Linked DNA regions of Mus musculus: all the other regions are linked to region 1. The links are chromatin contacts, found by Hi-C or POLR2A ChIA-PET in ENCODE. All regions are on one chromosome and are shown on one strand. The core of a region is the stretch at or near the end of the contact, and the rest is flanking DNA. Distances in the headings are between cores, read along the strand shown.

Region 1 (4,601 bases), core at 795-3,294:
CTAATAGGTGGTAGTTGTACAATGCCAATCTAGGGTTATCTCTAGAGTCCCCCACCTCCAGGGTACAACGATGGCTTCCCCAGATGCAGCTGGTCACTAATACTTCTTCAGGGGACAAGGCAGGAGTGGATACAGCTACCATCCGGTCATTCTATCAGATAGCTAAGCTTCTTGAGATGTGGCTAGGAAGGTAGTACCAGACTAGATGATGAAGTAGCTTGTTTCCAAGGATGACAAACCAAACAGAGTTTTCCCTCACACATGTGGACCTAACTGGGCAAAAAAAGATCAAGTGTAGAGGCAGGAAAGAGACTTTTTGTACTGTGACCTTTTTCATATCCACTTGTCCCCTGGACTCTCTGAAGAGGGCTTCCATGTGTTCTTCAGTAGGAGAGACTTTACCAGGGTCAGGTAAAATGGATGCAATTAAAGAGTCTGGAAGCCTGTGTCGTGGTACATGTCTTTAATCCCAGCACTTGGCAAGTGGATGTCTGTGAATTCGAGGCCAGCCTGGTCTACATTGTGACTTCTAGGACAGCTAGGACTACATTGTGACATCCTGTCTCAATAAAACAAAAACAACAAGGAGCTGGCTGAAGATTAGTCTCCCATAGTGGAAAAGATTCCAAATGCCAACAGATGAAAACATACGGGGGTGGGGTGGGGGTGGGGGTGGAGGGTGGCAGGCATGGGGGGGGGGAGAGCACAAACAAACCCAAACATTGCTGTGATGCTTGGCTGGGTCCAACTCTCTCTTGTGCTACTTAAAGGTAGCTTTAGTGGTGACAAAAATAACAGGATGGCTGGGCACACTGTCACACACTTGTAATCCCAGCTCTTTGCAGACGCAAGAGATCACTGTGAATCTGAGGCCAGCTTGATCTATGAGTGTCAGTGCAGCCAGGCCTACATAGCTAGACACTGCCTCAAAACATCAAACCTAATCAGACTAAGTCAACCCCAATAAAACAAACTAACAAAACAAAACAAAACAAAAACAGAAACAAATCAATTTTATTGTGAACCTGCTAACAAGTAAACCCAACATTAAGCACTGAAAACATATGTCTTTTAAACCTCAAAATCCTGAGGGTATAGTATTATTTTATTATTTTACAACTAGATGTGGATACCAAGCCTCAGCAAAACTAACTTTCCTTGGTTAAGAGCAGAGCTGGCACCAGAACACTCCCTCCACAGTTCGCGGCTCTCTATCCATCACATTAACTACCTTATGTTAAGTCGGCCAGCTAGACGCACAACTTTGATGGCTGTGAAGGACTCGGAACTTTATTGCTATTAGATGATTCTTTTCTACTCTGCTTATAGATACAGTTCTGCCACTCAGAGCCCTTGATACTCCTATGAGCAAGACCAGTCTGCTATTATTATGTTCGTTTTATGGGTGAGAAAAATGATGCTCTTTAAAGTCAAGCAATCAGCTCAGAGCCACGCAGCCAGAAGTCAGCTGAGGAGCCAAATATGGTTTTAAAGTACTCTTTCTAGTATACTGTAAGATTCACATTATTTCTAGTTTTTGGTTTGTTTGTTTTTGTTTTGTTTTTAGACTGCGATTTATTTTACTATGTAGCCCTGGCTGGCCTGGCAATCACTATGTAAGACCAGGTTAGCCTTGAACTTACAGAAAATTGCCAGCTTCTACCTCCAGAGAGCTGGGGTTAAAGGTGTGAGCCACGTTCTAGTTCTACTTAGAATCTTAACCCACACCAAGTCTCAGGTGACAGCACATGCGCACACGCAAGCCGAGCGTAGCCAGAGAGCAGTGCCAGCCATGTGTTCCCAGATGCCAACGTGCGGCCTGGAGCGAAGTCTAGGTCTCTGGACCAGTGGACGTTCTCTGCGAACCGAGAGCTGTGAAAGAATCCCAAGACTCTAGCTTTGGAAACTACATCTCCCAGAACCCTCCGATTCAGGCCGCTTGAGAGGGGCTGTATTTCCGGTAAAGCAGGCTTCTGATAGGCTGCATTGCAAGCCGCGTCTTGGGCCTGCTTCCGGTGTCTTGGCGGACGCGGCGGGGTGGGTAGTGCTGTCGTGGTGGTGGAGTTTGCTGAGCATTTCCTAGACCTCAGTAGGCATGTCGGCGGCTTTTCGCAAGGCAGCCAAGACCCGGCAGCGGGAACACCGAGAACGAAGCCAGGTAGGCCCTCGCAAGCCTCAGGGGCGCCTGCAGTGGCCCCCGCCCCCTCGCTGTCCCTGCATCCGGATACGGGACAGCGCATCTGCCTTCAGTCAATACCCAACACATGGGGCCTGACCCCAGCGTGCCTTGTCGGGGAGACCCAGGGACAGGGTAGGAGGATTGTCATTCTCTACGGTAGAGGGTCAGTGGGTAATTGAGTGAGGCAGGGTGTGCTAGAGGCCTTTCCCTGGGAACTTGAGACCAAAGTCAAAGGAATGTAACCGAGTGACCAGCGACAGTAGGCGCCTCACAACCGACGCATGCCCGGGTGTTCCTAAACTGGGCCCAACTTTTGGCATGGGATTTGCGGTTCGTGTAGATCTGTCATATGCTTCCCCCTAAAATCGTGGCACTTTCCTTATCCCTTCTGGAGAATGTCTTGACCATTTACAAACTTTGCTGGACCTCATAGCCCAGGTCTATAATGGCATCTACCCAAGAGGCCAAGGCAGAAGGATCCCAAAATCGGGGCCTGTCTGGGTCACTTAGACCTGACTCAAAAATCTAAAAAAATTCTAGACATAGGCCTCAATGGTGAACTGCTTGCCTAGCAAGTAAGGGCAGTAGGCGTAGTCCTTGGTAAGAAGAAAAAAAGGAGGGAAGTGGGGAGTTCCCCCACTTAATTTAGTTAGAATAAATAGGTGTGGATTTACTCAGGAGAATGTGTTAGGGTTTGGATATGCAATACAAATAAAGATGTATGCAGAATCACTTTATCCACTTTGCCATTCTCAGAAATTACATCATAACTGGTTCAAACAAGCTTTTAACAAGCCTTGGAGAGAGGGCTTAGCCGTTAAGAGTACTCGGCTGCTCTCTCAGAGTTCAAATCCTAGCACTCACATTGTGGGTTCACAAATAGCTTTAACTCCACTCTAGGAATTCCACCACCCCCTCTGGCCTCCATAGGCCCTGCACTCACATTCATTCATATTCTTTATCTCTCTCTCTCTCACACACACACTAACTTTTTTTTTTTTTTTTTTGGTTTTTCGAGACAGGGTTTCTCTGTATAGCCCTGGCTGTCCTGGAACTCACTTTGTAGACCAGGCTGGCCTCGAACTCAGAAATCCGCCTGTCTCTGCCTCCCAAGTGCTGGGATTAAAGGTGTGCGCCGCCACCACTGCCCGGCCACACTAACATTTTTTAAATTAAAAGATTACTGAGTGTGAGTGTGTGAGCGGGTGTTTGTGGGAGCACATCCTGGGCCAGGGTTGTGATTTGTCCGACATCCTGACGTGGGTGCTGGGATCTGGAAGAGGAGAATCTGTGTTTAACTGTTAAGCCGTCTTTTTACTCCTCAAACAAATATTTTTTATTATTATTTTTCTTTTCTTTTTAAAGGCAAGAGGATCAATAGTTCAGGGAACGCATCAGATTTTAGGATGTTCTGGGCTCCATGAGACAGGATCTCAACAAAACAAAACAGGCTGGGAAAGTGGTGCAGCTAGCAGATGTGCTTGCCGCACAGCCTGGCAGCCTGAGTCAGACCCTCAGGACTCATTCACTAAGGGGAAGGAAAGAGTGGACTATTTTTTTTTCTTCTTTATTTTTTGAGATTATAGCTTCATTACAACGTTTCATCTTTCCCTTTGCGACCTCTATAAACACTCCCATGGACCACTGCTTGGTCTTTCAATTTCATGGCTTCCTTTTTTTTGAGAGTGGACTCTTTAAGATGTTGTCCTCTGTCCTCCACGTATGCCATGGCATGTGCACCCACGTGTACACATTCATATACACAAAATGAAACCCAGGCAACAAGAGACAAAACCCCATATACGCAGCCAAAGGGCCTGTAGAGATACCTGCTTTACAGATCCTGAAGAAAAGGACGCGATCTCAGAGACCATGCAGCTGACTAATGCTGTAGAGTTGAGGCCTCTTTCTCCTTCTCTTTTTTCTTACGGGGTTTAAAAATCCTTTTCTAGTAGATCTTAGACAAAAGGCTGAGAGGCGATGGCACTGCCTTCCTTATCACAGCTCCCTTTCCTGCTGAGTAGCCTTTCTTAGTGTGTGCTTAGTGGAAGCAGTATGATACAGGGAGTACAATTTTTTTATTTTACATGTATTTTTATTTAACCATGTGTGTATTGGTGCCACAGCTTTGTAGAAGTCAGAGGACAATTTTCAGGAGTGGATCCCAGGTTCAAATTCAAGTCATTAGACTTGGTGGCAAGTGACTTTACCTGCTGAGTCACCACATCAACAGCAATGTATTTTAACATCTTGTTGGTGAGACTGTCTATGGACCTGTCTAAAACCAGGAATAGGCAGAACTTGCAGTGTAGATGGGTGACTCTCTGTGCCACTTAACTCAGAGCAGCTGTGTGCAGGCAGGTTAGCATCTCCTCATATTTTCCTGAGGAAATGGAGACTCAGGAGGGTCAAGTGCTGGGCA
Region 2 (4,601 bases), core at 1,511-4,010, 48 kb before region 1:
TTCCAGGACAGCCAGGGCTACATGGAGAAACTCTGTCTTGGAAAACCAAAAAGAAGAAGAGGAGGAAGAAGAGAAGGAAAAGGAGAGGGAGAGGGAGTAGGGGGAGGAGGAGGAAGAAGAGGAGGAGGAGGGAAAGAAGGGGGAAGAGGAACAGCAGCAGGAGAAAGAGGAAGAAGAGAAGGAAGAAGGAGAGGAGGAAGGGGAGGAGGAGGAGGGTTACAACTTGTGGTGTCTGAGGTGATGATGGAGCCCACCTGGAGGACTGAAACGCACTGACAAGGGGTGATTAAGGAAAAAGAGCTGGTAGAGGGTAGCACCTGATTCTTAGTCACCGTAGTATGGACACCAGGAAAGTTTTCTCTAGAGTAAAAGCCCAGAAGCTGGATCTTTCATTCTACCTAGTGGGTTCTGGGACTCGAACTCGGAAAGTTGGTCTTGACAGCAAGCACCTTTCTCCACTAAGCCGTTCCACCAACCCAAGAATTTTCTCTTTTGGTTTGTTGTCAGTCTACGGCTTGCCTAGAACTCACAATGTAAGTCCAGACTGACCTCAAATTCAAGGCAATCCCCCTGCCTCAAGCCTCCCACATGCTAGGATTTCAGGCACCTAGCATCACTCCCATCCAGGCATGTTCTCGTTCATCTTTCTGTCTTTGGAACCTGTCCCATTGACCTAACAGGGACCCAGATTGAAAGGGCTACTCACCAAGGATGTAGAGTTCACCATCTGGGGACACTGAGGGAAGGAAACGAGAATGTCTTTAGCAACTGAACATCCCTGTCCCACCCACATAGCCACCACCCTCCCTTACAGTGAGGGCAGAGATGAGTTGGGGGCCACCCAGAGGAGAGCATACCACCCGGCCCAACTGGCACCTTCTTCCAGCATAAAATCTTTTGAGAGTGGCACTATCTGGTCCAGAGATACATCGTCTCCTGTGATGGCCATCCTCCGGTGTGTATACAGGAAGAGACTAAGGGCAGAAATGAGTGGAAGGCCCAGCTTAGAGTGCTTGTGGTCACCTGTGGGTCCCTAGTGCTTAGCTGGCAGTGCCCTAGCCATACGCATGGCTCAGGCCCTTTCCATGCACAGTGTCCAGTGATGCAAGAGCAGTACACATTCCAACCATCTCTTCAACCCCATCCCTTCCCTTTTTGAGGTAGGGTCTCACTCTGTAGCCTAGGCTGTGCTTAGAATGTAGCCCAGGATGGCCTGGAATTTGTGACAGTCCTGCCTCAGCTTCCTGGTGCATGTGCTCGCTCGTTCCCAGTTCAACCCTCTGTACTTTACTCTGGGTAAATGGAGCTATGAAGAACAATTTGCATAGGATTGCAGCATCCGGATTTAAACTCGGGCACTCACACAAACTCAAAATCTGGCCAAGTTTGATATAACTGCCTCTCCTCTAAAAGCTTCCACATCACATCTTGCTGATTATTAAAGGCTTAGAACACGGTGTTCCAGAACACTATCATTGTGTTAATTAGTCTAGGAGACTCAGACAGAATGACTGAAGTCCAGCTGGAGGATACTGAAGAACCACCCATGGCCCACACAGGCAGTCTGAGCCCTACTTACGCATGCTCCTGGGCGTCATTTTCCAGCCGGTACCTCACCAGCCCGAGCAGGCGGCTCTGCCGGCTATCTCCCTTACACAGCACACCTTGGACTGCCTGCTGCTCAGAGTGAAGGGAAACTGAAAGCCAAAGGGCGAAACTCCCCATCCGGCCCACTCCACCACGCTGCCTTTCCCTCTCCCACTGGCAAACGACTTCACCTCTCTGAGTTTTCCTCATCTGCAAAATGGGTATAATAGTCTCCAACTTTGCAGCTGGTTGAGAAAATAGCTACCTATGTAAAGCACCTGGTAGAGAGACCAGAGCCAAGTGAATACTTGGTAAATATTGGTTTACCTTTTCCCATATGGCTTCGAGAGAAATTTTTCCACACCCTCCATCCCACCTCCCAAGGCTGAAGCAGGCACGATCTGGATGGCAACCTACAACTGGGAAGGATATGATGACGCAGTATTCCCCCTCAACCAGGGTCTCCTGGATTGCCACAGACTGGTCCATGCTGAGCTGTCAAACCCTGGGGTAGGGCAGGTGGGAACCTCCCATTCCGTATTAGAGCTGCTTCGGGGGGCTGTGGGGATGAAGAAAGGGGCCTTTGTGGAGGGAAAAGAGAGAGCCTGGTCATCTCTCTTCTCCTTCTGGCCTTCCCCGTCTTTCCTACAATGGGTCTCTCAACGTTTCCAGAAAATGGGTTTCTACCCCTTTGCCCCTTGCTCGGTGTCGCCCCAGATGTTCCCAGTGGAGTTCAGTATGCTCTCTGGTCTCCTTGCTTCTGGGTACAGCTCTGATGCCCTCTTCAGGGAGCAGTTGTGGTCCATCTGGCTCTTCTCTGGGAAAGGTTGGTGGTGTGTCCAAATAGGGGTAGGGAGACAGCCTTCGCCTCAGTCTCAGCTAGGAGGGTCTTATTCTGGAGAAATAACCCAGCCCCGCTGCTCTTTCCTCGGAGCCTGTGGGTGTCCCGTTGCTCCTTGCCCCTCACCCCACCCAACAGGCCCCGTTGCATCAGCAGCAGGTTAGGAGTGTCCATTCTGGCACCCACAGGACAAGGGCCCCAGCAACCAGCTTGCAAGCCCCCTCCCACTCTGCACTTATTTCAGATCCTTGTCATTGCAGCCTACCTCCCGAGCTGTCACCGGTGGGCCTGCAGGACACCTCCGTTCCAGGGCAGATTAAGGACTACATTTCCCAGCGGCCCTGGCGTCACAGGACGGACAGCCAGCCTGCAAGTCCCAGCATGCCCGAGTCGGACATGGACGAGTAGGTGGGTCTCCCCGCCCTTACTCTATTTAAAAATCTAGAATCTACAGTCTGTATTCAAGCATACTCGGGCGTCCCAGTTCTGGAAAGCCTGCGTGAGGAACGCCTTTCTCAGCCCACTAAATCAAAGGGCCAAGGCCCATGTCCAAGGCAGAAGGAAGTGGTCATGTTACCCTAACGGAAAAAATGATGTTAACTTTTATTTTCAAGTTAAGTCCATCCTCAACTCTTCACATGCAGAAAGGGACAGCTTTCTATTATTCTGAAACACTTCCAGATAACTACCGTGCCCTGGCTTCATGTATGTCACCTTCTCCACTTGCCAGGTGGAGAAACGGAGGAACAGAGAGACAAAACTGTTTGACAAAGTCCGTAGCCAATAAGTGCTGGGTGCCCAGAGGGAAGTCCAACTCCAATTCCTGTGTCATTTTCCCGTCTAGGAACTGCTAAATGTTCTTAAGACCTATCTAGCTTTTCTGTCAATGGAACTTGAAATGTGTGGCATCTTTATCTGTGACACAGTAATGACAACCACCAGGCAGCGCGGAGGACTCTTCTTAACAGCGGAGGACGATGTGGCCCTCTTGGCTCTTTATTTCTTTAAAGATCTGTTAGTTTTTAATTTTTTGTGTGTATGTGTGTGTGCTTGCATGAATTTATGTGCACCGTGTGTGTGTGTGTGTGTGTGTGTGTGTGTGTGTGTGTGTGTGTGTGCACGCTCACCTAAGAAGGCCAGAGGTCATCAGATCCTCGGGGCTGGTGACAGGAGGCTGTGAGACACCTGATGTGTGTGGTGGGAACTGGGTCCCAAGAAAGAGCAATATGTTCTCTTAACTAAGGAGACATCTCACCGCAATGCCCAGATAGACAGCCCTGAGCAGGTTTTGTCCTCAAGCCCCTTAGCCACATTCTATTGGCCATTTACCCTGACAGGAACTATTCTCTTCCAGACTCCATTGTTCCCTTCTAGGTAAAGACTATATATAGCTAAACCGGGGATGGTGGCACACTCCTTTAATCCCAGCACTCGGGAGGCAGAGGCAGGCGGATTTCTGAGTTCGAGGCCAGCCTGGTCTACAAAGTGAGTTCCAGGACAGCCAGGGCTATACAGAGAAACCCTGTCTCGGAAAAAAAAAAAAAAAAAAAAAAAAAAAAAGACTATATATAACTCAAGACAGGACAAAAGAAGCTAGCTCAGACGAGAGAGTCTAGAATGGTTGGTTTTTTCTCAACTGCTGACTATTTCGGTAAGCTGGATCCCTGAGGACTGGGCTGAATCTTGCCCTTACACTCCTGTGCAGTTTCTGGTATAGTGGCTCTGAGACTTTCATTTATTTATTTTGAGCAGTCCTGAGGATGGAGCCTAGGAACCGGAACCCAGGGCCTCACAGCTGCCAAGCAAACACTCCATGACTGAGCCACATCTCCATCTCAGAACATGTTCACCCCAATTAGTTAGCTTTACTGATTTAAGATTGCTTCTCGCCGGGCGTGGTGGTGCACGCCTTTAATCCCAGCACTCGGAAGGCAGAGGCAGGTGGATTTCTGAGTTCGAGGCCAGCCTGGTCTACAAAGTGAGTTCCAGGACAGCCAAGGCTATACAGAGAAACCCTGTCTCGAAAAATCAAAAAAAAAAAAAAAAAAAAAAAAAAAGCAAGCAGTTGGGCCAGTGTTGCAGAATGGATGGCCACTGTAACTTTTTATTGCTGTTGTTTTGAGATAGGGACTCACTAGTTAGCCCAGGCTGGCCCAAAATGTGCCTCAAACTC
Region 3 (4,601 bases), core at 1,078-3,577, 36 kb after region 1:
GTGGGAGCGCAGACCCTCTCTGCTAGGCCAGGAACCGAGCCGAGGGCTCGGGTAAAACGAAACGAAAAATGAACACTCAAAAAAAATTTTTTTGTTAGTTTTTTTTTTTTTGTTTTTGTTTTGCGTTCTTGAAGGAGGAGAGGGGAAGAGAAAGGGAAAATAAATTAGGCTAGATTAAAGCTTTGGCTATTTCCTGCTTTTATACACAGATGCGGCTCTCGCGGCCTCCCCTCTGGGGCCCCGATAAATACAGCATACAGCGATTTAAATTAAGGGCGCGGGCGGAGTTAGAAGGACCCCAGGAGCCGAGAGGCTCCACGAATAAATAAAAACCGTAAAAAACCAAGCCCGGAGAAAAGGTGAGGGGGTGGGGCGCGTCCAGGTGCGAGAGAAGAGGCGCGGAAAGAATAAAGTGACAGCCCCCACCCGTGACCTGCAGGCTACAGGGAGTCCGCGCCCGGGAGAGCTGCTGGGGACTCTCCTCTCTTCGTCCATTCTCCCGGGGAATCCCTAACCCCGCACCGCGTTACCTTTCGCTGTGGGGAGGCCGCTGCCGGGATCCGGCCCCGAACAGCCCAGGGGCAGGGGCGGGGGTCGTCGAGGGGATGGGGATAGGGAGCAGGCAGTGGGCACAGGGCGCCCAGAGTGAGTTGGCGCATTCTGGATCTTCCGCTGCTCTCTCCCGGGACTCGGGCGACACAGCCTCTCGGCCGCCTTTCGCCGCTCGCTGGAGAGAGGGGTCGGTCCCGGGTGTTTGGTTTTGTTTAAAAGTTTCTGAGCTTTTTTTTTTTTTTTTTTTTTTCCTTTTTGTAAAATCCAAAGCAAAACCGAATAAACAACAAAAAGAGTCCAGGCCGCGCGCGCTAACTGCGCGCCGGAGGCACCGCTGCGCCGGCGGGGAACCCAGTCCGCAGGGTCACTGCACAGAGCCGGGCAGTGTGTGGTGGTGGTGGTGGTGCAGCGCGGCCGGCGGGGGTGGCGGGGGCGCAGAAGGTGGCGACGCGCTGCCCCCGCCAGGCCCCAGCTCCCCAGGCGCATAAACGTCGTCCATGGGCGGGTGGCCCGCGCCGGCCGCGGGGGTCATGCGCTTCTCCTTCTGCCGCCGGTTGCAGAACCAGACACGCACCACCTCCTTCTCCAGTTGCAGGCTGTCGGCCAGGCCGGTGATCTCGTGCGCAGACGGCTTGGGACACTTGAGAAAGTGGCTCTCGAGCGCGCCTTTGACACCCACCTCGATGGACGTGCGCTTCTTGCGCTTGCGGCCCTGCGCCGCGATCTTGTCCAGGTTGGTGGGGCTGCCGCTGGACGAGTCGGTCTCCTCCAGCCACTTGTTGAGCAGCGGCTTGAGCTTGCACATGTTCTTGAAGCTCAGCTGCAGGGCCTCGAAACGGCAGATGGTGGTCTGCGAGAACACGTTACCGTAGAGGGTGCCCAGCGCCAGTCCCACGTCGGCCTGGGTGAAGCCCAGCTTGATGCGTCGTTGCTTGAACTGCTTGGCGAACTGCTCCAGGTCGTCGGAGCTGGGAGCATCCTCGTCCGAGTGCTCGCCCACCGACGAGCCACCACCGCCCGCGCCCGGGTGCAGGTGCGCCGCCGCCGCGTGCAGGCCGCCCGCGTGTGCATGTCCGTGTGCGTGTCCGTGTGCGCCCAGGTGCGGTGGTGGCGACGGCTCCAGCTGTGCCTCGTGGCCGTCCTCGTGCAGTGCGTGGTGCAGGCCGGGTCCCGCGCCGCCGCCTCCCGCCGCCAGCATCCCGGCCAGGCCGCCGCCGCCGCCACCGGGGTAGGCCGCCTGAGCGTACAGCCCGAGCGGCTGGGGCTGGTGACCCCCGCCGGCCCCGGGCGACGGCGACATGGCGGGGCCCAAGTGGTGCGCTGTGCCGCCTTGTGCCCATGCCGCGCCCGCGTGGGCCGCCCCTTGGTGCACCAGGCGGGCGTGGAAACCGCCGCCACCGCCGCCGTCGTCAGCTCGGCCGGTACCGCCACCGCCTGCCTTGCCGTGTTCCAGGTGCGGGCCGCCCGCCCAGTCGCCGCCGCCGCCTCCTCCCGTGGGTAGCCATTGAGGGTGCGCTAGGCCCACGGGGTGGCCCGCGCCCGCGCCCAGCCACTCGTGGTGCATCAGCTTCTGCACTTCGCGGTACGCGGCCCCCGCGTGCAGCCGCTCGGCCGCCGCTGCCGCCGCCGCGGCGGCATCGGGATGCATGAGCGGCCCTGTGCCCCCAGCTCCGCCGCCGGGGCCCCGCGGCAGATACTGCGCGGTGGTGGCCATGCCGCCCCGCGCCCTGCGCCGCCCCGCCGCCGCCGCCGCCTCGCTCCGTCTGCGGGCCCCGCCGCCGCGCTCCGCCGGCTTAAAGCCCGGACCCGCTGGGCGCTCCGGAGCCCCACCCCGCCCGCCGCCCATTGGCTGCCCGCGGAGCCGCCTCCCGCCTCCCGGCCCCGGCCTCCTCCCCCCGTGCCCGCCCGCCGCCGGGGCCTGCAACCCGGAGCTCGCTATTGGGTCTCGCTCCCGGGGTCCCGCGCGCCGGCAGTGCTGATTGGCCGCTGGGGCTTCATTCATGACCCCCACCACCACCGCCCGCGTACACATTCACGCCCCGGGGGCGCGGCCGCCACGTGGGGAGTGGCGCGGGGGTGGCACTGGGACCGCACCCCCTCCGGTCCCGGCTGCGTGGGCCCCGCTCTCACCGCAGCGCGGGAGACTCGGAGCCCGGTCGGTCCCCACGTTCCACACAAGCTCAATTTCCGCCTGCATCCCACTGGGGCGGGCGGGGGATTGCGGGCTCCGGGAGGCGCTCGGGTTCCGAGCAGAGACTCAGCCCCGCACTCTTCCCTGCGCTGCGCCTCTGCCTGCGGGCCAGGATCCCGCGAGTCTGGGCTGCAGCGAGAGCGAAGCTGCGTGGCTTCCCGGCTCGGTACCGCGCGGCTGCTAACCTCCGGGGCCTCGCCTCCTGCGGCTGCCAGGTCGCATCGCGTTCTCCCAAGGTCTTGGTTTTCCCTCTACTCCCTCTAGACTCAGCGCCACAACTAGCTGGACCTCTGCAGTCCTGAAAGTGCAGCAGGCACGGACAGATTCGGATCGGCTTGGGCTTCACGCCTCTCGCCGGCTCGCCTTCCTTTCCCTGGGCACCGAGGCCAGGTGAGTACCGCGTGGGCAGTGCTGAGCCAGGACAGTGAGCCGCTGAGCCTGTACGCGGAGATGCAAGCTCCAGGAACCAGTTGGGCTCCAGGGTTCTGGAATGAGAGAACCTCGGGGTGGAGACTGGTTCCAGAGAAAGCGCCACCAGTGGGTGGGGAATGGACACTGGGCCCTGTCCTGCGCTGCTGTAGCCTTTTCGTGTTGTTTTCCTCCCAGCTGGAACCGGTGGTCTGTCGGCAGCGCTGGTTGTGCTGGGGTTATGCCGCCCGGAAACTTGCAGAATAGGATTTGTGGACTGACTTAGGGAAGGACAGTTGGGCACCTCGGAAATCCAATGTGCAGGCTGGCAGCTGGCAGCTGGCAGCTGTCTAGCCTCCCGTGGAGTCAACTCGGACTTGTCTGATAGGGAATTGAGTTCGAGGTGTCCTTGTTGGAGAAGTGGACAGTGGGATGCGGCCAACTTCTTCATCCCTGTCCTTGTTTTGTGTCTCTCCTAAGGATCCTGAGTGGAGGGGGCCTCAGTTGGAGCTGGTGTGTGCTTCCTCAGTCTGCATGCCTCCGTACTTCTGCCTATTCCTCTGCTGGGCTTCTGTACACTGCTAGACCTTCTTCTGCTTCAAAGTGATTCAAAGATTTCTGGGTGCCGAGCTGGGGACCTAGCTAGGACCTCACTGGACAGGAATCTACTCAGGACTGTAGAATGAAGCCTATGTATTTGAAGACGAGAGAGAGAGAGAGAGAGAGAGAGAGAGAGAGAGAGAGAGAGAGAGAGAGACAGAGACAGACAAGGGCTCTAAAGGCAGCTGCTGTGGAGATCATCTAAGAGTGGCTGCGACAGAGTTGACAGTGACAAGAGTTACCCTGTCCTCTGAGCCCTGAATGTCCCAAGTTAAGCACCTGCTAATGGAAGAAGAGGCCAGGGTTGTCTGACTATTTGCCATAGTCCTGAACAGGCATTTTCTACCTGCTGGAGTTATGATGGGTTCCTGTATCTGAACCCAGGTAGGGATGCTGGGTTTTCCTGGATCTTGGCCCAGGAAGCAGTCACCCTGAGGCAGCCCAAGTTCTCTTGGTCCATGAACCTGGCTAAGCTTTCTCCCAGCCCTAAGTGTAGGACCAAGGCTTGAATTCTTACAGCGGAAGTCTCTCAGTCTCTCATGCCAGTCCTAACCAGGCCTGTATTACTCTGAAGATTGGGCTCAAACTGGAACTTCCTCTTGTTTTTCAGTTAAAGTACTCTAAATTTGGTTTTCCTTTTTGTAAATTGGGACTGACCATGGCTTACATTGTATCCCTGTCTCCCTAAGGTGAACAGGGAATGGTATGAGATAGAGGGAGTGCCCCCCTCCCCACACAAAGGGCTTTTATTTGCGCTTTTCTGTTGTTGCAGTTTGCTAGGTGGGCAACTAACTTTCCTCAGTGGGCTGTGCGGTTTGGACCAATTTACTTTTTTTCCTCTTCCAAGTTT

Evidence for each region. A loop is a pair of places that touch in the nucleus more often than their neighbours do. ChIA-PET counts read pairs that join two places held with the same protein, here RNA polymerase II (POLR2A).
Region 2: a map of heart shows a loop between it and region 1 (5-fold over the local background). The contact joins the promoter of Inpp5b here to the promoter of Utp11 in region 1. A Hi-C loop is called at or near these places in 3 of 37 maps with a recorded cell type or tissue (T-helper 17 cell, heart and regulatory T cell). POLR2A ChIA-PET finds 5 or more read pairs at or near these places in 3 of 5 experiments (Patski and embryonic stem cell).
Region 3: POLR2A ChIA-PET joins it to region 1 with 10 read pairs in Patski. The contact joins the promoter of Pou3f1 here to the promoter of Utp11 in region 1. POLR2A ChIA-PET finds 5 or more read pairs at or near these places in 3 of 5 experiments (Patski and embryonic stem cell).

Annotation. Positions count from the first base shown.
Region 1 is chr4:124,690,997-124,695,597 of GRCm38, reverse strand. Utp11 (UTP11 small subunit processome component) reads left to right here and starts at 2,044. Exons shown (of 8, transcript NM_026031.3): 1 at 2,044-2,158. The coding sequence starts at 2,096.
Region 2 is chr4:124,740,009-124,744,609 of GRCm38, reverse strand. It overlaps Inpp5b (inositol polyphosphate-5-phosphatase B), which reads right to left and starts at 2,760. Exons shown (of 24, transcript NM_008385.4): 1 at 2,694-2,760; 2 at 2,020-2,146; 3 at 1,580-1,674; 4 at 877-974; 5 at 707-736. The coding sequence starts at 2,076. Gm12915 (predicted gene 12915) reads left to right here. Exons shown (of 4, transcript NR_151694.1): 3 at 2,689-2,836. It overlaps Gm32117 (a long non-coding RNA gene), which reads right to left. Exons shown (of 2, transcript XR_376640.4): 2 at 4,505-4,601. It overlaps Mir698 (microRNA 698), which reads right to left and starts at 829; the gene lies at 721-829.
Region 3 is chr4:124,655,372-124,659,972 of GRCm38, reverse strand. Pou3f1 (POU domain, class 3, transcription factor 1) reads right to left here and starts at 2,327. Exons shown (of 1, transcript NM_011141.2): 1 at 1-2,327. The coding sequence starts at 2,266. The coding sequence ends at 917. It overlaps Gm2164 (predicted gene 2164), which reads left to right and starts at 2,486. Exons shown (of 11, transcript NR_168006.1): 1 at 2,486-3,133.